Regions from separate parts of the Homo sapiens genome. Here region 2 is linked to region 1. A link is an interaction called in ENCODE POLR2A ChIA-PET data of the cell type or tissue named here. Cell type or tissue: MCF 10A. All regions are shown on one strand. Links, peaks and the distances in the headings refer to the core of each region. The heading gives the core; the rest is flanking DNA. Region 1 overlaps LINC00578 (long intergenic non-protein coding RNA 578). Region 2 overlaps LINC00578 (long intergenic non-protein coding RNA 578).

What was found. Peaks named below come from ENCODE experiments on the same cell type or tissue, not always from the same donor. Only the 100,000 strongest peaks of a DNase experiment are listed, where the experiment ranks them.
Region 2: POLR2A ChIA-PET joins it to region 1 with 5 read pairs; 3 of 35 experiments call an interaction of 5 or more read pairs at or near these places.

The regions. Positions count from the first base shown.
Region 1 is chr3:177,493,814-177,505,160 of GRCh38, forward strand. The region is part of intron 1 of LINC00578 (long intergenic non-protein coding RNA 578); the gene reads left to right. It also overlaps the pseudogene RN7SKP52. Among named protein-coding and RNA genes, the nearest start is that of LINC00578, 58 kb to the left of the region's middle. In MCF 10A, for the core only: no CTCF peak of the experiment used is centred there; a DNase peak (open chromatin) is centred at 4,618.
Region 2 is chr3:177,551,014-177,562,360 of GRCh38, forward strand. The region is part of intron 2 of LINC00578 (long intergenic non-protein coding RNA 578); the gene reads left to right. Among named protein-coding and RNA genes, the nearest start is that of LINC00578, 110 kb to the left of the region's middle. In MCF 10A, for the core only: no CTCF peak of the experiment used is centred there; a DNase peak (open chromatin) is centred at 4,078.

The sequences.
Region 1 (11,347 bases), core at 2,943-6,942:
GGAGGCTGAAGCAGGATTGCTTGAACCTGGGAGGTCAAGTCTGCAGTGAGCCAAGATGGCACCACTGCACTCCAGCCTGGGTGACAAAGTGAGACCCTATCTCAAAAAAGAAAAAAAGGAAACAGTGGCTCAACATGGAAACTAAAAATCATCTCTGGCCATGGGAGGAGGAACCTCTTCGTATCAACAAAGTTCAAACATGGGTAAGTTTACTAATAGATGTTCTTATAATCAAGTGTTAATTTGGCCAAGTTGTTAAACTTGTTTGGGTTTAATTTTCTATCTGTGAAATGAAGAGAATGAAAGCATCTGTTTTGTAGGTTCATTGAGAGAAGTCACACAAATACAGAGTGTGGTAGATTGTATTTTCCAAAGATGGCCATACAAATATACATATCTGAGTGCCACATGCATTTCTTAAATTGTAACTGACACCTTCTTATTTAATGCTGAGATTTATATTTTCTGGGTTTGGATCAAGACAGAAACTTCCATTTTTGATCAACAGATGCAGCAGAAGTGATGCTATGTGACTTCCAAGGCTAAGGCCATAGAGAGGATACAGCCTCCATCTGATTCCTCTCTCAGGACACCTGTCCTTGGAACTCAGCTGTTATGCTCTGAGGAAGCAAAATTAACTTGCATGGAGAGGCCAATATAGAGAGGAACTAAGGTCTTCAGCTGAGTGCCACCATTGTACAGTAGACACGAGTGAAGACGCTTTCAGATGATTTCAGCTCCCAGTCTTTGAATCTTCCATCTGAGACCCCAGACCGTTGTGGATCAGAGACAAGCTGTCCCCACAGTGTCCTGTCCAATTTCCTCTACAGAATCTGTGAGCATGACACATTGCTGTTTCATGCCACTGAGTTGTGGGGTAAATTCATATGTGTCCTTAGTAACTGGAACAGATTTTGATGCCATGTAAAATGGTACAAAAGAAGAAGAAGATAGCTCGGGAATTTTTGCAACTTGCTTCTTATCTATTAATTTAATTTGGTCCATTGCTAGACCAAGTACGTAAGAGTTAATTCTGTATCTAACAATTTAGTAACCAGATTGTCAGTAAAATGCAAGCAAAATTTAGAAGGACAATGATATTTTGTCCTTCTGTCTTGTATTGACAGATTCAACATGGTACTGGTTCACTTTCAGCTTCTGACAAAGGATACTTTTGTTTTCCTGGTCTCTCTCTTTTTTTTTTTTTGGTTGAGATGGAGTCTTGCTCTCTTGCCCCGGCTGAAGAGCAACGGCGCAATCTTGGCTCACTGCAACCTCTGCCTCCTGGGTTCAAGTGATTCTCCTGTCTCAGCTTCCTGAGTAGCTGGGATTACAGGCGCGCACCACCACACCCGGATAATTTTTGTATTTTTAGTAGAGATGGGGTTTCACCATGTTGGTCAGGCTGGTCTCAAACTCCTGACCTCATGATCCACCTGCCTTAGCCTCCCAAAATGCTGGGATTACAGGCGTGAGCCACCGCGCCCAGCCTTTTCTGCTCTCTTACAATTGTTTTACCTGAGCGCTTACTAATTTACTCTTAGCTAAAGTTCTCCTGTTCAGGAATGAGGAAATTCTAGTAGCCAGCTCAGAGGTGGTCAACCAGAATTCTTGTATTATAGGAGCTCATAATAATAAAACTTTATATTTATAGATGGTTTTGCACAAGGTTTTTACATCCTTAATCTCAAGTGAAGTTTACTAATGCATTTGTGTGGGCTTGGCATATAGTGGCCAGAGACTATACTGATCTAGTATGTATTTGCTGCTTCTTGCAGCTGTTGAAATATGTGATACAGTATATGCATACTAAAGATAAAGATGTACAACTAGGGGGAAGAAACAAAGAAACTAGTGCCTACTTTTGGCATCTATGTGAGAATGTTAAGAAATAGAATTCTGGGGGTAGAGTCCTATGGGGACCTGGTGAATTGGCACATGGCCAGATGCTATGTAAATACATAGCAGCCATCCCACTCTTGGAGGAGAAATAAATACTATGAGAGGGTTGGGAAGGTACAGAAGGTCATTTTGTAACTGCCAAGACCTCTGAGGGTCTAGGATTTTATCTACTTGCAAGCTGACAGGTTAGCCAGCCACAGTTTCAAGGATGCTGGTTGGAGACTTGAGACTCCCAGGTCAGAGGTAAAGGACAGTAGCCAGAGAATTAGCATTTTTGTCCTAATCCCTAAGCTCCAGTTCCCACAGGAGCTACATAATAACTGCACACTCAATGGGTTTGTTACAGAAGAGTCCCCGAACTTAGGGAATCTGAATCTTGTGTAATATACATTTAGCATGCTTGACCTTTGCTTTCAGAGAGAAACATTTTCTTTATTACACTGGACAGTAAGCATACCTGCCTTTTGCTTCAGTGGGAAATATCGCCTTTAAAATCATGGCGAAGCTGTAAGCAACCTGCTCTTTGCTTTGGAGGGAAACACACTGTCTATTATTTCCATGCTGTTTGCTATACAAATATCCTTGAAAAGATAGTTCAGAACAAAAGGCCGTCAGTACTTCTGCTTATAAGATGTGCAGAAATATTGAGAGATCCATGGAAAATTGTCTGCTAACAATAACTCCCAATCTTCAGAGGATCCAAATAAATTGCAAACCAACTATTATTGTTAGGCTAGTGATGAAGGGTCAATGACAGCCATATGCATCAGGAAAATTAGAGGGAAATGTGTACTATAACTTGAATTTACATGTTTTTTCTTCTTATCTGCACTTCAGGATTGTCTCCATCAATGGGGTAGCAAAGACAACTTTCTAACAATTCAATTTCCCTGTAGTTCAAGTCTGTCTTCTTTCTATATTGGTTTGGGGACCTGGTGGCTACCATTGAGACTCTGAGCAGCATCATTCACATTGACTCTGTGAAATAAACAGAATGGGTACTTATTCTTTCCAGCTGATGGGAAAGGACATTTACCCATGGCTGGCTTTAGGGAAAAGAACCCCATGTGATAGGCTGGTAGTGACAAATGCAGAAGGATACTAAAAAAAGCTGAGTTCCTGAGACCTGCTTAAAAGAAAAAGGGGCTTCATTGGAAGCTGCTTTGCATTAGATATGGCGTTGGTCACTCACCTGTTTTCTTCCATATCCAATCTTTACCCTTTTTCTGTTCTACTCGATTAATTACTTGCACCCTTTGTGAAGGAGAAATTAAACAAACTGCTTATTGGCTCAGCAAGATGATAAAATGAAGAAAATTTATTACCAGCAGACCCATCTAAAAGAAATGCTAAAGGAAGTAGTTAGGCTTAAGGGAAGTGATACTAGAGAAACTTGAAACTTCAGAAATGGAAGAGAATGGTAACTGGGTAATATAAAAACTGTCTGGTAATATTAATATATTAATATTAAGAACTTAATATTTTAAGTTCTTAAAATATGTATGACTATTGAAAGCAAAAGTTGTAACTTTTGGCTAGGCATAGTGTGGCTGGAAGCGGTGGCTCACGCCTGTAATCCCACACTTTGGGAAGCCGAGGCGCGTGGATCACCTAAGGTCAGGAGTTCAAGACCACTGTGGCCAACATGGTGAAACCCCATCTCTACTAAAAATACAAAAATTAGCCAGGTGTTGTGGCACATACCTGTAATCCCAGCTACTGGGGAGGCCAAGGCAGGAGAATCGTTTGAACCCTGGAAGGGGAGGTTGCAGAGGGCTGAGATCATGCCATGGCACTCCAGCCTGGAGGACAAGAGCTAGACTTCGTATATAAAAAAAAAAATTGTAACTTTGGTAGGGTTTCTCGGTATGTATATGCAAAGCATCTGACAGCTGTGACACAAACGGGAGAAGGCAAAGGGTTGCAGGACTTCCATGTTTTGCTTGTAGTGGTAAAATATTCCATCTAAATAGACTGTAAGAGGTTAGGTATGTATTTCATTATCCTTAGCGCAATCATAAAAAAACTATACAAATAGATATAGCCAAAACACCAACACATAAACTTAAGCGGAATACTAAAAAAAAATTCAAAAATAGTTAAATAAATTTTCTAGAATTGCAAAATATCGTCATTGAAATGGAAATGCAGTGCATGGTTTAATCAGCTGGTTAAAGACAGCTAAAGCAAAAAAATTTATAAACCGAAAGTTAGATATGAGAAAATTGCCGAAAATGCAGCACTGAGATAAAACAATCAATTGTATTGATAAGGAGAGACAAACATCTTTTGAAAGATTTCAGATTATATCTAAAGTGAAATAATTGATGAACAGTGTAATCATTTATCAGTTAATATTCAGTTTCATAAAAGTCAATTGACCATTCACATTAAAAAAATGTTGTAACATATTTGTTGACGCCTGCAGATTTAGACCCTCTGCTCAGGACCAGGTTTTACTTCTGCATCTGTGCATTCATATACCACTAGAAGGTGAAAACATGGTTTGGGGTCTGTTTTGAAGTATGAGGAGAAGTTGGTTAGGGTGCTTGCCAAAGTGCCCTCATCCTTGTGGGCACAAACATCCACTGCTACTGATTTGAAGAAAGTGGTTCTGTAATTTCTACATCCACCTGCTGCAAACTGCAAAATTCCTTGGCAACACTTTCAATTCCCTTAGCAACTCAAGGTGCATGAGTCACTAGGCTGAAAGTGGAGCTCAGCCAAATCTTGGTGGGATCATAGAAACCCGCTCCCTGCTTGCTTTCTCGAGGGAGCTTCCTACTGGGAAGCAGCAGAGGTGCCCCTGGGCCTGACAGTTCCCTGTGGACATGCGGAGGGAGGCTGTTCTTAAAATGTCACTGAAAACAGAATTTGGCAGCAATGGGGACTTAGCGATCAGCTCTACTTCACCTTAGAGAATAAGAATCAAGGTTGTGCAATATTAGTAGATTACATGCTAGTCAAATAATAACAGATCCTGTAGTAATAAATGTAACAACTTTACTATTTATCTGTCTAGGTACTGTCTTCTTTAATCCTTTCAACAGGTCTAAATGGCAGGCATGTTTATTCACATTTCACAGATGAGGAAACTGAGGCTCAAGAAAAGATGAAGTCAAAATTCTATCACAGACTTATCTAGCTCCAAGGCCTCTCTATTACCACTGTGCTGTCTCCTAGGTAATTCGCAGTATTATTGACGACTGTGGATGTGTGAATCGATAATGCTATCTATTCAAAGTGTATATGATATACACATATACACACCTATATAGGCACTTTTAAATTATATCCATAATGAAAGACGGCTTTGTTAGAGTGAGACATAACCCAATATGGAAACTCACCATTTTGTATGTCTTAGATTCACTTTGCTGGACATCTTCTTACTTAAGGGCCCCTTGCCTAGTGAAGGGGAGTCTATGACCAGCTTTAGAAAATAGGGTTAGGTTATCAAATGTCCATCAATGATAGACTGGATTAAGAAAATGTGGCACATATGCACCATGGAATACTATGCAGCCATAAAAAAGGATGAGTTCATGTCCTTTGCAGGGACATGCATGAAGCTGGAAACCATCACTCTAAGCAAACTATCACAAGGACAGGAAACCAAACACAGCATGTTCTCACTCATAGGTCGGAGTTGAACAGTGAGAACACATGGACACATGGTGGGGAACATCACACACCGTGGCCTGTCAGGGGGTGGGGGGCTGGGGGAGGGACAGCATTAGGAGAAATATGTAATGTAAATGACGAGTTGATGGGTGCAGTAAATGAACATGGCACATGTATACCTATGTAACAAACCTGCACGTTGTGCACACATACCCTAGAACTTAAAGTATAATAAAAAAAAAGAAAAAAAAAGAAAAAAAAGAAAATAGGGTTAGGTTATATTCACTACCCTTTCTGGTAGTTATAGTTTTGTTGGTCAAGCTTTTGGTATAGGCACTGGAAATTGTTATTGGTTTATTTGGGAATAAGTGAGTGTTAATTTTACACACACACATGCAAAATACATTATCATTATTTCAGATTTTACATAGCGAAATGAATCACCGGACAGCTGAGGTTATCTATTCACCCTAGAGCCTTCTCAAGAGCATGCCAGCAGATGATCATGAACCTATGAGTCCTCCAGAAAAAAACAGGCCCTGCTGGGGCTCAGCAGCTAGAGGATCAGGTCCTGGAAGGGCCTTATACGCAATCATAGAGCACAAGGATGCCTTCATAGTGTGTTTTAGGAGGTTCTGAGGTTCTGAAAGGCCTTCTTTGTGATACAACACATTTAATTAGACCAACATTTGCCATAACCAGTTTGTGTCCAGTAATGCGTCAGGCTCTGGATGTACAAAGATAAAGAAGTCAAAGTCCATGGCCTCTCAGCTTTCCCCATCCAGTTTGAAAGGAGGACAGGAAAGAAAATAGTGGCGCTGTAACAACAATCAGGGTTGCATGTGAAGCTCTATGAGGACATATATGTGCGTATAATTAATGCTGTAAGATGGGAAGGTAAGAGAAGAAAGTCAGCAGAAGCTGTAAGAAGATATTTAGGTTGGATGTAATGGCCGAGTTAGAATGCAGCAGGGTTATGAGGGCACAGGGCATTGCAGCCAGAGGGAAGTGTGGGAGTAGAGCTTTGAGAGCCGAGCCTGGGAGGCTTTGAAGAGTCACGGGATGGAGACTGGAAAGGTGCAGAGGGCCACATCACAAGGAATGTGGCTTTATCCTGTTGGCTATAGTTAGCCAACATCAACCAAACTGGGACACTTTTGAGAGTAAAAGGAGGTGCTAAAAATAAGTGGAACTTAATCTTTTGAATATTTATTGACCATCAAGTTGACTCTATTAAAAACTTTTTGAAAAAAAAATCTTTTTTTTTTTGGAGATAGAGACTCCTTCTTTCTCCCAGGCTGGAGAGCAATGGCACGGTCTTGGCTTCCTGCAAACTCTGCCTCCCGGGTTCAAGTGATTCTCATGCCTCAGCCTCCCAAGTAGCTGGGATTACAGGTGCGCACCACCATGCCCAGTTAATTTTTGTATTTTTAGTAGAGATGGGGTTTCACCATGTTGGCCGGGCTAGTCTCGAACTCCTGACCTCAAGTGATCTGTCCACCCCAGTTTCCAAAGTGCTGGGATTACGGGCATGAGCCACCACGCCCAGCCTGAAAAAAATTCTTAAAATATAAAAATATTGCCTGGGCACAGTGGCTCATGCCTGTAATCCCAGCACTTTGGGAGGCCGAGGAGGGTGGATCACCTGAGGCCGGGAGTTTGAGACCAGCCTGACCAACACGGTGAAACCCCATCTCTACTAAAAATACAAAAAACTAGTCGGGCATGGTGGCATGCGCCTGTAGTCCCAGCTACTCCGGAGGCTGAGGCAGGAGAACCGCTTGAACCTGGAAATCTATAAGTTGCTTTGGACAGTATGGTCATTTTAATGATACTGCTTCTTCCTATCCATGAGCATGGAATGTTTCTGCATTTGTTTGTGTCATCTCTGATTTCTTTGAGAAGTTTTTTGCGGTTCTCCTTGTAGAGATCCTTCACCTTCCTAGTTAGCTGTATTCCTAGATATTTTATTCTTTTTGAGGCAATTGTATAGGCACATATTTTAATCTATTTCTTATCTAAATCTATCCTTAATATCATGCCATTAGTATCTTTCTGAAGAATATATGTATTTTCAATATAATCTTATTAAAATGTTCTAATAAAATTGAGTAATAGTCAAAGCTATATATATATATATATATATATATATATATATATATATATATGTTTTTTTTTTTTTTTTTTTTTTTTTTTTTGAGAGAGGTAGTCTCACTGTGTTGCCCAGGCTGGAGTGCAGTGGTGCAATCTCGGCTCACTGCAACCTGTGCCTCCTGGGTTCAGCCTTCCATGTAGCTGGGACTACAGGCGCATGCCACCATACCTGGTTAATTTTTTGTATTTTTTTTTTAGTAGAGATGAGGTTTCACCATTAGCCAGGATGGTCTTGATCTCCTGACTTCGTGATCTGCCTGCCTAAGCCTCCCAAAGTACTGGGGTTACAGGCATAAGTCACCACTCCCGGCCTCAAAGCTCTATTTTATGGTAAATAAATTAGAATGTTTGATGACTCCAATGAATTATTCTCTTTTTTTTTTAAATTAAGAAAATACTTTCCCTTCAGAAACTGAAGCATATTCAAAATAAATTCTGCTCGATGTAGGATATTCGCAATGAAAAAATTTTTTTATATTAAAATGTGTAAACATCTCAGGTTGTTTCCCCCCTCTATTCAGTGTATTTTTATTCAACAAATGTTTTTATAAGACAAAAACTCATCAAATAAGTCATCTGTGTTTATGATGTTTTTGAAGTTTTGCCAAATATAAATGTTATAAAATTATAAGTTTTTTTATTCTACTCCAGAACAGAATATAAATTTGTTGAATTAAAAATAGTTGCTCTGTCAAATGATCTCCCTAAAAGTAATATATTCTGAAGAACAATTATCAAATTTGAAAACAGAAACTTGTTTACCCTTTAAGCCCTTTTCATTTGATATGTTCAGTTCCTCCCTTGTATTAGGAAGAATAAATTTCAATGTCTTTATTGTTATAAACCTTATTTTTAGTAACCAAAATTTACTAAAAACTTCAACACTTTTTTGTTGTTTTATTTATGGAGTACTTTTATTAAAGAGTTCCAACTAATTTTGAACAAAATGCAACCATAATTTAGAGGACTTTTTAATTTAAAAATTCAATTCCATTGTAGGACACTGGGGTTAATATAAAAAATTCTTCAATGGCTCAAACATTTTTTTTTTTTTTTTTTTTTTTTTGAGATGGAGTTTTGCTCTTGTTGCCCAGGCTGGACTGCAACTGGGCAATCTCAGCTCACTGCAACCTCCGCCTCCCAAGTTCAAGCAGTTCTCCTGCCTCAGCCTCCCGAGTAGCTGGGATTACAGGCACTTGCCACCACACTTGGCTAATTTTTGTATTTTTAGTAGAGATGGGGTTTCGCCATGTTGGCCAGGCTGGTCTTGAACTCCTGACCTCAGATGATCTGTCTGCCTCAGCCTCCTAATGTGCTGGGATTAGAGGTGTGCGCCACTGCGCCTGGCCCCCAGGCTCAAACATTTCTAATATTCAGTTGATTGTAGGCATCAAGAAAAAGAAAGTTTGTATTGCAGTATTGAATTTTTTTTTGTCTTCAGCATGTGTCATCCTAAATTTTATGTAGTTAAACCACTTATATATAGAAGTGATTTAAGTATACCTATATATGTAAAGTTTGATAATTATAGTTTTTATTTTGAATGGTAGAATATCACAGCTCGTATTAACCGACTTATGAATTACATGTACACCACAACCAATTCCAAGTAGAGCTCTGCTCCATAGTTTCTATGTTTTTAAGTTTTGTGAGATCATTGTTTTTACTACGATGCTGGGCTCCACCAAAATTTCTAATTGTTTTATCACAACAACAAAAGTTTTAACTGAACTTAAAATAGCATTCACAAAATGTCAGATGTTTCAACTATGCCAGAATGGGCTATATTTTTATTTCATAAATCATTGAAAAGAATAGAAGTATTTTTATAATTAAGTGATTTTCAATTTGAAGCTGAAGACTGCTGTAAAACTTGTACTACTTAACCATTTTATCAGGGAAGATAGTTCTCTTCAACCAAGCACAGAGCTTTGGCAAGGATGTACATGGGGCAGTGAGGGAGGAAGGGCACAGCCACATAGCCAGCCGGGTTGGCAGCCACATCAACCTTGGTGATCAATATGGTGACAGATGTTGTGAATAGATCACCCTCACATCCACCATTTAACTATTTTAGAAGTTTTTCTTCTGCTAATGGAGATAACACCTTGATAATGATCACTTTATTTTCAGACTCGCACAAGGAAACTTGGAATAAAAAATGAGTAAAGTTAATTTAGAAGATGCATTTGATCTAAATAAAAAGTCATGCTTCACAATGTGATGTGTGTATTTTCTATAGCTGCACATGTGAAATCACCATCTTTGGGCACAGCCTTCTCTTGACTGTTAGAGGAGTTTCTGATATTTCTTCATATTTGTGTCTTCTGGTTTTCATTGGGCCAATAATATCAGTAGCTCAAGTGGTAGATGGTAATTCTCAACAAATATTTGGTATGAGTTACTCTTTCATTGTCAATACTTTTGAGAAGTGGCAAGTCAGCCAGGTGTGGTGGCTCACACCTATAATTCCAGCACTTTGGGAGGCTGAGGCAAGAGGATTGCTTGAGCCCAAGAGTTTGAGACCAGCCTGGGCAACATAGGGAGACCCTAATCTCTAAAAACAAACAAATAAACATTAGCCGGCCGTGGTGGCATGTTCCTGTCGTCCAAGCTACCTGGGAGGCTGAGGTGGGAGGATCACTTGAGCCCAGGAGTTCAAGTCTGTAGTGAGCTGTGATCATACCACTGCACCCCAGCCTGGGTGACAGAGTGACACCTTCTCTTAAGGGAAAAAAATAAGAAGGAAAAATCTGTCCTAATTTTTTATAAAACTTGAATTTTTTTTTCTTTTAAGCTTATTGCTGCTGAATGGTTTATTGTAAAATAAAAATGCATTGACAATAAAATATATTTATTTTATCTTAATAATTATGTATGGTGTAAATCTATAAGTATTTATAATAAAATCTGTATTTATGTATGATATTTCATATGTAAAAACATTTATTATATATGCATATTTATAGATTTTCACTATACAATAGTTGAAACTTTGTTTTAAACACACTGTTACTGGCTTGAAAAGATGATAAACTTGTAGAGTAGGACCATTCAGACTATTCTGTATAGACTCTGACAGGATTGGTCAATCTCTATTCCTTGTACATATTTTACTTATGTTTCTACCTGATTAACCACCTGTCACCCTGGTGACTAGGTGCACCTGGAAGGCATTGCCATTGGACTAGAAGGAGCTTACTGATCCTACCCAATTATATCCAAGTACACTTCAACTTATGAACGAATTATGAGTGAATAACCCTATATGTTGTCCTTGGAAGGGAAATGTAAACTAAGTTGGATCTTGAAAGGGTAGAGGAAAGAGAGTTGGTTTATCACTGTTATCTTTTAGCTATAATCAAATGTCAAAATAAGAAATCTATTTATTTTACATGCTTCTCACACAGTACCAGAAGAGACTATGGCAGAAGCTGGAAATAAATATAAAGTAGAGGTTCATGAAATATACCTTGGCTTATTTTAATACATATATAGGTGTTATTACTTTATTAAGAAATAAAAACCAGGACAAGTGCTAAATGAGAGGGGACCCCAGGACAAGAAGCATAAGCCAAGATGGCCTTGGGCAAACTGGAATATATGGTTTCCCTAAGCTTAGGGTATTATTGCAGGTTTTAAGTAATGAAGTTATATAATTAAACAT
Region 2 (11,347 bases), core at 2,465-6,464, 57 kb after region 1:
AATACTAGTAATCACCATGACAGTAACTACTCTTTCATGAGCACTTACTATTCTCTAGGTAGACACCCATGAAGTTTTTGTGCTTTGTCTCACTTATTCCTCATGACAAACCTGGGAGCAGATTGTAGGAGAATTCAACACACAGATGAAAAAACCTGGCCGGGCGCGGTGGCTCATGCCTGTAATCCCAGCACTTTGGGAAGCTGAGGCGGGCAGATTAACTGAGGGCGGGAGTTTGAAACCAGCCTGGCCAACATGGTGAAACCTCGTGTCCACTAAAAATACAAAATTAGCTGGGCATGGTGGCGAGTGCCTGTAATCCCAGCTACTCAGGAGGCTGAGGCAGGAGAATTGCTTGAACTCAGGAGACGGAGGTTGCAGCGAGCCGGGATCGCGTGCCACTGCACTCCAGCCTGGGTGACAGAGTGAGACTCCGTCTCCAAAAAAGAAAAAAAAGAAAGAAAAGAAAAACCTTGCTAACTTCGTTTTGAACTAAGAACTAGAGCTCTCGGGTGGCGTTGTGGGTAGTCTACTGCACCTCTACAGAGGTGCTTCCTGTGTTCTCTTTGTTCCCTCTTGCCCTTCCTCTACTCAAATAAACAACATTAAGCAAATAAACAGAAAAACCAAAGTGTTTCCTCTTTAATAAAGGGATTCAAGGCCACCAATTTAGTTTGCACACACAGTGCACTTCCCACCTCCAGAGGTCACCAAACATGAGGACTACCTTGCTATTGGTGCTCCTTGGAGCAGTGCAGTGTGGTAGTTCCAGGAACCTTCCATTGTATCACTTGTCTTAAAATAATAGGGACCCAACTCTGCCCTAGGATGTACCAAGATGATGCTTTGGGGGCACTTATAGTCCAGCCTTACTATGCAGGTTGCTTTTAGCTTGGCCCTAGTCCGCGAGGTGGGGTCAAAGCAGCACCTAGAACCTTCTCATACTGCAGATAATACACACCTGCATATGCTTTCTTCTTTCGGGTGCTTTGGCTCTACAAATTTGTGAACTTGAGCTGTCTATAAGATGAGAGTTATTTAACATCATAAATGTTTCTCTCTCTTTAAAAAGAGGAACAGCTTTGTATAAAGATCAACTTTAAGAATATATGATGTCATTATGGTATTGGTTTGCTGAAAGCCTAATAATTGGATTATATTGTGGGTTGTCATTAAGTAGAACTTCACTGTAGATTATAGGAGAGGCTTAACTTGAGTCACAGAGCATTTTGTGGGTTTGTTTTCTCCCCAGAGAGCCAGGCCACCCTCTTGTGTGAAGTAGTTTTTTTTTTCTTGGAGTTACGTACAAGGATGTACCATGTCTGCCTTTGCTGTTTTTATTCCAATGAATAAGAAAAGCTGCTTTTTAATCTGTTTAATTCATTTTCACAGATCAGTGCATTTGCAAAAGTGGAGAGCAGAGACATGAGGTGAAATGGGGAGCCCTGACAAAAGCAATCGGCAAAGGCACAATTTACAATAAATGAGAATCTTGGAATTCTATTGCCAAATTATGCACACCTTTCCAGAAAGAGCAAGTCACAGCAGATCAGATAACTGGCTCACAATTAGCACTGACAAAGAGCAGAATTGCACCCTGTCCTGTTCCTTTTATTTGTTTCCTGTGGGTGTCCATGATGGAGAAGCCTCTGGGAAATTGTGAGGGGATTAGTTTGATTGGAAAGAAGGGGAGAGAAGGAGCTGACGTACAGGGAGGAGGGCCTGCATCATTTAGACCCTTTCCAGGGCTCACTCCTCTGTTGCCTGGAGGCTGAAAGTCTGTTGGATCTTTCAAAGCCAGGAGGGGCTATAAAATCACCTCAGTTGGACCCAAATGAATTAAAATGACCAGTTAACTCCCTTTGAGGACTTTTGACCAAAAAAGGGGCTCAAGGCCTGGCCCACACAAGTTAAGAATACTCCATTGAAAAAGGAAGAAAATCTCAGTATATAGTCCTCATATTTTTGCACTTGAGGGTTCAAATAATGATAATACAACCAAATCCTGAATGACTCAAAGATGTTCATATAACCACATAAATGTGTATTTTTGGGAACTGGGCATAATGTTAATATGTGAAATTGTGGCTAATCCAATGTTCCAATTCTGGCCTTGGATCTCTGCCTCTGTGTCCCTTTGGGCTTCCGCCTGGCTCCATTCTGCCTCCCTTCATTCCTGGCACAACTCTATTGTTTTCTAGTCCAGAACTTGATGTGGTCCTTGCAAATCAGAGAGCCAGATGGACAGGGAAGGAGGTAATATTGAGCCATCTCATTTGTCCTCACAGCATCCGTTTGAGGTAGAGAAGGACAGGAATTAAAAATGACATTATAGATAGACACACTGAAGCTCTGAGAAATCAAGTGCCAAGATGGTGGTGACTGGAGATGAAAACCTAAGGCTTCTAACAGCCAGCCTGAGACTCTCAGACTACATGAAGCTGCTAGCATACAACAGGAAAACAGTAAAGCTCGGTTAATAGTTTTCTTAAAATAATCAGTAGACCACATCCTAGCTAAACATAATGGGAAAATAGACAATATTTCTCTCTCTTTGTTGCATTTTTCAAGCTAGATTTTCTTTTTTACATCCCCTGCCTGGTCAAAAGCATCTGGAAAAGCAGCCAAGCCAGTGCCCACTGTTTCCCTTTTGTTCTCACAAAATAGAATTGCAAACTGAGATTATGCATACAACCTCCTGAGAGTGCAACTGTCCATCCCTGAAGCTGTCTCTCAGCACTGAGCCAGCCCAGTCGGCACCACTGGGCACCAGGCTCTGCCAGGGAAGGGTTTCAATACAAACATCAGGCAATGTGGGCTGCCAACCCAGGCTTCATCACTAAGTGCTGTCCACGTGTTCTGTAGAGACTTCTATGGAGGGGGCTATTTTCTTCTAGAAATATTGCTGGTAAAAAAGAGTCAATACCAGGACTTTAGTATCCTTGTGTAGCTCATGTCTATTTCAATGCTCTTGGATTTCTTCCTCCCAATTGTTATTGTCTCTCCTAGAAGCTTCCTACATTGAACCTTGATGACAGAAAATTGTAATGGAAAGAAAAATCTCTGGCCTGAGAGCTCTAAGACCTGGGTTCTTTTTAATGTATCTACGAACACATTCTATTGCTAGGCCGTTTATCTGGCAGTATGATCTGTCCTAGGGAAATTTTATTCTTAATTAAAAACATTGGTTTTAACCTCAAGGAACTTCCAATCTAATTTAAAGAGACAAGGCGTATGTAATTGTTCCTTAGTTAAAAAATTAATATTTGCAAAATGACTGTTGGTGGTCTAAGGGTTGCTTTTGTCTACCAAGTTAATTCAATTTCAGTGATTTTTTTAATTTATTGTTTACCCTTACTGAATTGCCTTGTTTTAATCTTTGTGGTACAGCCATTGCCAGCTGTAGACTTTCAGTGCTGAAGGTACTTGGAGTTCAGCTCTTTCTTTTTGCAGACAAGGGCACTCAGATCCAGAGACATCAATGCTCTTGCAAGTGTATAAGACACATCCTCTTCCAAATGTATAAAAAACTCACCTGCATCTAATAAGTCATAGTTACTGACTGAACAAGGATGCAAAATACTGAATTGCTTTCGGGCAGCCATGTCTACAAAAGAGAAAATACATTATTTTGTTCCTATAAATGTAGTATAATGCATCTCCAGTAGATAATTAGAAATTTTAATATATAGTAATAATCTGGAAAAGATAAATTTTAAAGAAATACCAGTTATGTCTGTGCAGACAGCATAACTGTTCACTTTCAATAAACATATGATGAAAGTACATAAAATGCCCCCATTCTTCTGTGAAATTATGTATGCAAATGCATCTTATACACCAAAAAATAATTGCAGTAACCTTTTAAATCTCATATAACCAAAGTGGCCTTTGCAAACACTCCTTGCCCCTTCAGAAATAATCACTTGTAAACAATACTCAGAATTAACAGGATTTCAAAGTTTTTTTCCTCTATTACTAAAAAAAAGCCATTGCAGAGAGGGCAAGGAGCTGGTGGGTGGGGAGTGGGAAGTCTCAGAGTTAAGCGCTACTGCTGCCAGAATTCCACACCCAGTGGCTGGTTAGTGACTCAATGTTGAGGGCAATTGAGACAGAATCTCAGCTGGTGCTAAAAAAAAAAAAAAAGGAGTGCAAATCTGCTCTCAGCAAGTAACAGCCTCCATTTTAACTTGGACCAACTGGGTGGAACTGCCCTTCCTTCCTAACCCACACAGTCCTCTGCTACACTTGACTTTCTTTTTATTCTGAATTTACCAGTGAAAAACACAGATGGGGGCTGGGAAGCACAGTGGGAACTGCCCCAGGCTGCACTCCAGGCCCCAGACCTGAATGGGAACTATGTCATTAGTCCATACATTGCTCTCTGGGTTTTCCTTGGCTTGTAAAGTACTTTTTGACTTATATACATTAAAAACAAAAAACAAAAAAACAGCTTGGTGTTGAATTGGGCAGCAGACCTGTCTGTTTGCTCAGCTTGATCTAAATTGGCTTTTGGTTGAAACTTCAGGTGGCTTTTCAGTTTGTCTATGCGCCTCACCCTCCAGGAAGACAACTTAGCCCCTATTTAGCATTTTTGCTGACAGAGAACCAGCAGGCTTGCTGTTTGAACCTACATTTGAATGTACTATTTGGCCAAAAAAATTAGAAAAAAATCACTCCTTTTAGATTTGTTGGATTTGGTTGCTTTATTTTTGGCCCAAATGCTCCTCTGTCATATTGTTTTACATTTCTCTGTAATTCACTCTTTTGTGGCTCTTTCAGCAGAATTCTCTCTGCATTGTCAGCTTTTATGAACAAATGGGAGACAGTTTGAATTATGAATAGAGTGTTCATCCATCACAATCCAGTGACAGGCAACACCTATAGACTGTCCACAGCACACAGATACTACCTCCATGGAAGACTGATTTTAAAAACAAAATTATCCCTTAATCTCTTAAATCAATCAAACCTTCACACTTAGTAGTTAGTGTGTCAATGATGAACATATGTATCCTCCTAACAAAGTAATAATCATTACAGTGCAGGTGCAATATTATATATTAATATCATCAGTTCAAAACTTTACACAGTGTATTAAGGAGAAAAAAATAGAAAACTAGCTTTCTTTTCTATGTTAATTTCAAACAACATTTTTCTTTAAAATTAATTTTGGGATTCTGTATTTGACTTAATGTAAATTAAAAAAATTTGGGATAACTTAGAGGTTCATAAAAATTGCCCTTTACAAAATTGCTGGGGTAGTTATGGTTGTATACTGATCTAGCTTAGAATTTATGAGGGAAACCAAGTGGAATGAGTGGATGGACAGACACAATTAAAGAATTACTGCTGTTAAAGGAAAATTAGAGCTTGACAATGAAGTGGCCCAAACAGGTTTTATTCAGGAACTATTGTAATAGGAGAAAAGAGATCTCAGTAGAGAACTGGGCTCAATTTTGAATACAGCTTGGACAAGTGGGGATTTATAGCCAAGAAGCAGGGTAGGGGTGAGTGGATGGAAAATACTATTAGGAAACAGCAGCGGTAGGGAGGGTTTTGGTTAAACAGACCTACAAGGATTCTTGCTGAAGGCAGGCTAGGGTGATCAGGGTGGGGGATAAGGAATCTGAAAAGATGCTGAGAATGATCAGAGATCACAGGTGGAGAATTCTCTCTAAACTGACCATGATGGTTAATATTGAGTGTCAACTTGATTGGATCGAAGGATGCAAAGTATTGTTCCTAGGTGTTTCTGTGAGGGTGTTGCCAAAGGAGATTAACATTTGAGTCAGTGGACTGGGGGAGGCGGACCCACCCCCAATCTGGGTGGGCACCATCTAATCAGCTGCCAGTGTGGCTAGAATAAAGTGGAATGAAGAAGAAAGTGGAATGGGCAGACTTGCTGAGTCTTCCAGCCTTCATCTTTCTCCTGTGCTGGATGCTTCCTGCCCTTGAACATCAGACTCCAAGCTCCTCAGCTTTTGCACTGTTGGACCTATACCAGGTTTGGCAGGGGCTGTTGGGCCTTTGGCCACAGGCTGAAGGTTGCACTGTCAGCTTTCCTACTTTTGAGGTTTGGGACTCGGACTGAGCCACTGCTGTCTTCCTTGATCCTCAGCTTGTAGATGGCCTATCGTGGGACTTCACCTTGTGATCATGTGGGTCAATACTCCTTAATAAACTCCCCTTCATATACATCTATCCTATTAGTTCTGTCACTCTAAAGAACCCTAACTAATACAGTGACTTAGCAGGATTTTTGCTAAAATGGCATGATGCAGGCCCAATTAGGTAGACACCAAGGTCAGACTTAGAGGAGCCTGACTAAAGTTTAGTGAAGGAGAGAATCTTTACTACTGCAAAGATGTATGATTCTTGTTTTAACTGGGGTAGGCTAGGTATATATTGTAACAAGCTCTCCCACCCCCAGATGACAATGTTTGTTTCTTCTTGCTGGTAGGTGGATGCTATGGTTTGAATGATTGTCTTCTCCAAAACTCATGTTGAAATTTAATTACCATTGTAACAGTATTAAGATGTGGGACTTTTAAGAGTGATTAGGCCATGAGGGCCCTGCCCTCATAAATGGATTAATGCCATTACTGGGGGAGTGGGTTTACCCCCTCATGCTCTCTGTCTCTCTTGTGCCCTCTCTTTGCCCTTCTGCCATGTGATGGTGCAGCAAGAAGGCCCTTGGCAGATGCTGTCATCGTGATACTGGACTTCCCCGCCTCCAGAACTGTAAGCCAATACCTTTCTGTTCATTATAAATCATCCAGTCTTAGGCATCCTGTTACTGCAGCACAAAACAAATTAAGGCGGTGGAAGAGAAAGGAGTTTGTTTTACACAGTCACTCACAGAACCTGGCTGATGTAGCCTTCTCCATCTTATACCTGCAATTTCTGGAATAATCTTCCCCCTTTGGTTACCATGGCAGGGAAAGAGACTAAAGAACTGTACCAAGGCTTTTCATTGCTTCATTCCAGATGTGGCCTTGTAACTTCTTCTCACAGCTCATTGGCCAAGCCAGTTACGTGGTCCTACCTAGTGACATAGGGAGCTGGGAAAAGTGTGCATATAGTGGAGTATTTCGTGAGGATTACTGTGGGTTCCACATTTACACTTAGAGATATGTATGCAATAAATGTCTTCTCCAGTAGCAGTCCCCTGTTATTCAATGTTTTGCTTTCCTTGAATTAGTGACCTGTGGTTAACTGAGGTCTCAGATAGGTGAGTACAGTGCCATAAAATATTTTGAGAGAGGGAGACCAAATTTACATAACTTCTATTACAGCATTTTGTTATAGTTGTTCTGTTTTTAGTTATTGTTAATGTCTTATTGGGCCTAATTTATACATTAGTTTTTTTTTAGATGGAGTCTTGCTCTGTCACCAAGGCTGGAGTTCAGTGGCACAATCTCAGCTCATTGCAACCTCTGCCTCCCGAGCTCAAGGGATTCTCCTGCCTCAGCCTCCTGAGTAGCTGGCATCACAGGCACCTGCCATCACGTCCAGCTAATTTTTGTATTTTTGGTAGAGACGGGGTTTCACCACGCTGGTCTCGAACTCCTGATCTCAGGTGATCCCCCTGCCTCGGCCTCCCAACATGCTGGAATTACAGGCATGAGCCACTGCACCCAGCCTATAAATTAAATTTTATCGTAGGTATGGACAAATAGTCCCCAATTTATGATGGGTTGACTTAAATGATTTTTCAACTTTAGGACTGTGCAAAAGCAATATGCATTCAGTAGAAGGCAGTACAATACTATTTTTTTGTATGTTTTTCAATAGGTTTTTAGGGAACAGGGGGTTTTTGGTTACATGGATAAGTACTTTACTGGTGATTTCTGAGATTTTGGTGCACCCATCACTCGAGCAGTGTACACCGTACCCAAAGTGTAGTCTTTCATCCCTCGCCCCCTCCCACCCTTCCCCACGAGTCCCCAAAGTCCATTGTATTGTTCTTATGCCTTTGTGTCCTCATAGCTTAGCTCCCACTTAGGAGTGAAAACATACGATGTTTGGTTTTCCATTACTGAGTTTCTTTACTTAGAATAATCGTCTCCAGCTCCATCCAGGTTGCTGTGAATGCCATTATTTAGTTCCTTTTTATGGCTGGGTAGTATTCCATGGTGTACACACACACATACACACACACACACACACCCCACATTTTCTTTATCCACTTGTTGATTGATGGGCATTTGGGCTGGTTCCATATTTTTGCAATTGCAAATTGTGCTGCTATAAACATGTGTGTACAAGTATCTTTTTCATATAATGACTTCTTTTCCTCTGAGTAGATCCCCATTAGTGGGATTGCTGGATCAAACGGTAGCTCTAATTTTAGTTATTTAAGGAATCTCCACACTGTTTTTCATAATGGTTGTACTAGTTTACATTTTCACCAGCAGTGTAAAAGTGTTCTCTTTTCACCACGTGTATACCAACATCTATTATTTTTTGATTTATTAATTATGGCCATTCTTGTAAGAGTAAGGTAGTATCAAATTGTGGTTTTGATTTGCATTTCCCTGATCATTAGTGGTGAGCATTTTTTCATATGATCCTCTCTCGTGATAGTGGGCAGAGGCAGTGCACGCAGTGCACTGTGTTGTCAGGCAATTTTGCCCAAGTGCAGGCTAGCGTAAGTCTTCTGAGCATGTTCAAGGTAGGCTAGACTAAGCTGCGATATTCCGTAGTTAGGTGCGTTAAATACATTTTTCAGCTTAGGATGGGTTTATTGGATTGTAACTCCATTGTAAGTGGAGGAGCAGTTTCAGTTCTCTAGGTAGTTTCAGGCATCCATGGGGGGTCTTGGAAGGCATGCCCGCCTGGAAGGGGGTGGACAATTGCATTTTCTTTTGGGAGGAAGGGCAAGAGAAAATGTTGCAAATATGGAATACAAGCAGAGAAATTCTTAAATTACCCAGGATGTTTCTTGTAATTTCAAGTCAGCACAAATAATAAAATATATTTAAAGCATCAATAAAATAGTGTAGTGTCCAACCTCTGTGCACTCCAATGGCGATGGCATCAGGTTTAAGAGGCCAAAGAAGAGCCTCAGAAACAGCAAATGAGACATAGGGTTTTACTGGGGGTTGATATCCAGGGGAGAGAGTCCAGTGGCGGTGGGCTGGGCAGGAGAGCCACCTTATGCATGGTCCAAAGGTGGTGGGCCGGACAGGAAAACCGCATTGCAAACAGCATGCAGTTTATATAGCATTTTCCCTTAACCCCTTCCTCTTCCAGGTCCCACCTGGCAACCTTCATTTAACCCAAAAATTCAGGGTCTCAATCCTCTGTTTGGCCCATGTTCCACAGGATGAGCTGAGGGCTCAGATGTTCCTCATAATCAGGAACAAATTTCTGGATTAGCCACTCCCAAATCCCTAGCTTGGAATAGACATTCGGGTGCATCTGCCATGCAGGGTCCATTCTAAGGGTATGCTTAAGTTATTGCTATCAGGTGTGTTTACCCTACAAATAGTTACATGAATTTTCCTCACCCCAGATACAAAAATTCTCAAGTGATGGATATTTAGATCTCCTATTTTCAGGAGTTACATGAACTTTGAACTTAATGAAAAGGAGACATTTTGGAAAATGTTTTGAAGGGTGAAAGCTTATGATTTTTTTTGTAGTATCTCCTTTTGGAGAAGTGCTACTGGGAAGTGCTGTATTAGCCTAGCAGTAGTAGTTCTTTTGGCCAGATCAATATATATTAAAAGAAAAAAAGGGAAAATAAAAGGACTGTATTTAAGTGGGTTGTGCTCTCTGCAGTGTGGCACAGGCCCCATGATGCCCTATTATCTATGCCCAGTTCATTTCCTAATTTTTTTTTTTTTTTGAGATGGAGTCTCGCTCTGTCACTGAGACTGTAGTGCAGTAGCATGATCACGGCTCACTGCAACCTCCACTTCCTGGGTTCCAGCGATTCTCCTGCCTCAGCCTCCTGAGTAGCTGGGATTACAGGTACCCATCACCATGTCCAACTGATTTTTGTATTTTAGTAAAGATGGGGTTTCTGGCCGGGCGCGGTGGCTCACGCCTGTAATCCCAGCACTTTGGGAGGCCGAGGCGGGTGGATCATGAGGTCAGGAGATCGAGACCATCCTGGCTAACAAGGTGAAACCCCGTCTCTACTAAAAATACAAAAAATTAGCCGGGCGCGGTGGCGGGCGCCTGTAGTCCCAGCTACTCGGGAGGCTGAGGCAGGAGAATGGCGTGAACCCGGGAAGCGGAGCTTGCAGTGAGCTGAGATTGCGCCACTGCAGTCCGCAGTCCGGCCTGGGCGACAGAGCGAGACTCCGTCTCAAAAAAAAAAAAAAAAAAAAAAAAAAGATGGGGTTTCACCATGTTGGCCAGGCTGGTCTGGAGCTCCTGACCTCAGGTGATCCACCCGCCTCGGCCCCCCAAAGTGCTAGGATTACAAGCGTGAGCCACCACGCCTGGCCTCATTTCCTAATTTTATGTTACATGTCCAGGCTCCTGAATTTGTTATCCCTGTAGAAAATGGGTGAAGAAAGCCCCCTGTTGGGCTGTTTCTCTAGCACTCATTGGAGGTATGTAAAAGAAACTGATTGCCTTTTAGAATCAGTCTCTCCACAAACAGTAGGGAGATTTACCAGTTATTTCAGAGGAATTAGAGAATAAAGTGGACATGCTGCGTAAACTATGCTAACTCTGGCAATACTGGACATTTAAGAAGTCAAAAAAGCCTCTGTTATGGCTAAGAGAAAATTGCAATTACGTAAATAGGGGGTTTCACTATATTAGCTGTGTTAATTTCTTGTCCTCAAAGGAGTAAATGGTTTTAGTATATGGTGTACAACACAGAGTCATTAAGTCCATAAAAGCAGTGTTTAGTGGGAGAAATAGAAAAGTCAAATTTAATTTAAAATTGATGCGTCATGGAGAATGTCTGGCTTTTCAGTATCAGCACTTCAGAGCCATAAATGTGGAACAGATACAATTTCCCCACTGCATGGGAAGCGGCGAGGCCACTCATGTGTTGTGCCCTGAAAGAGCTGCAGGGCAGGTGTCGATATTATGGTGGGTCTGAAGCCAGACCATTTTCTCTTTAACCCAAATACATGACTGGGAACAGAAAATGCTTGATATCCACATGTCAAGTCGGTTAGAATTAACTAGTTTGCTGAACAGCTGAACCAAATTTGACAAACTCAAGCTCGTTTGGGGTCCTAGCTTCCTTCCCGGCATGCTGATTTTCAAGCTGGTGCCCATTATGCTGCTCATATTAAAATGCTATGAAAGCAAAGCATTTTGTGTTGAGTGGTTGAGCAAACTCTATTATACAGTAATTATACTATCAGTATAG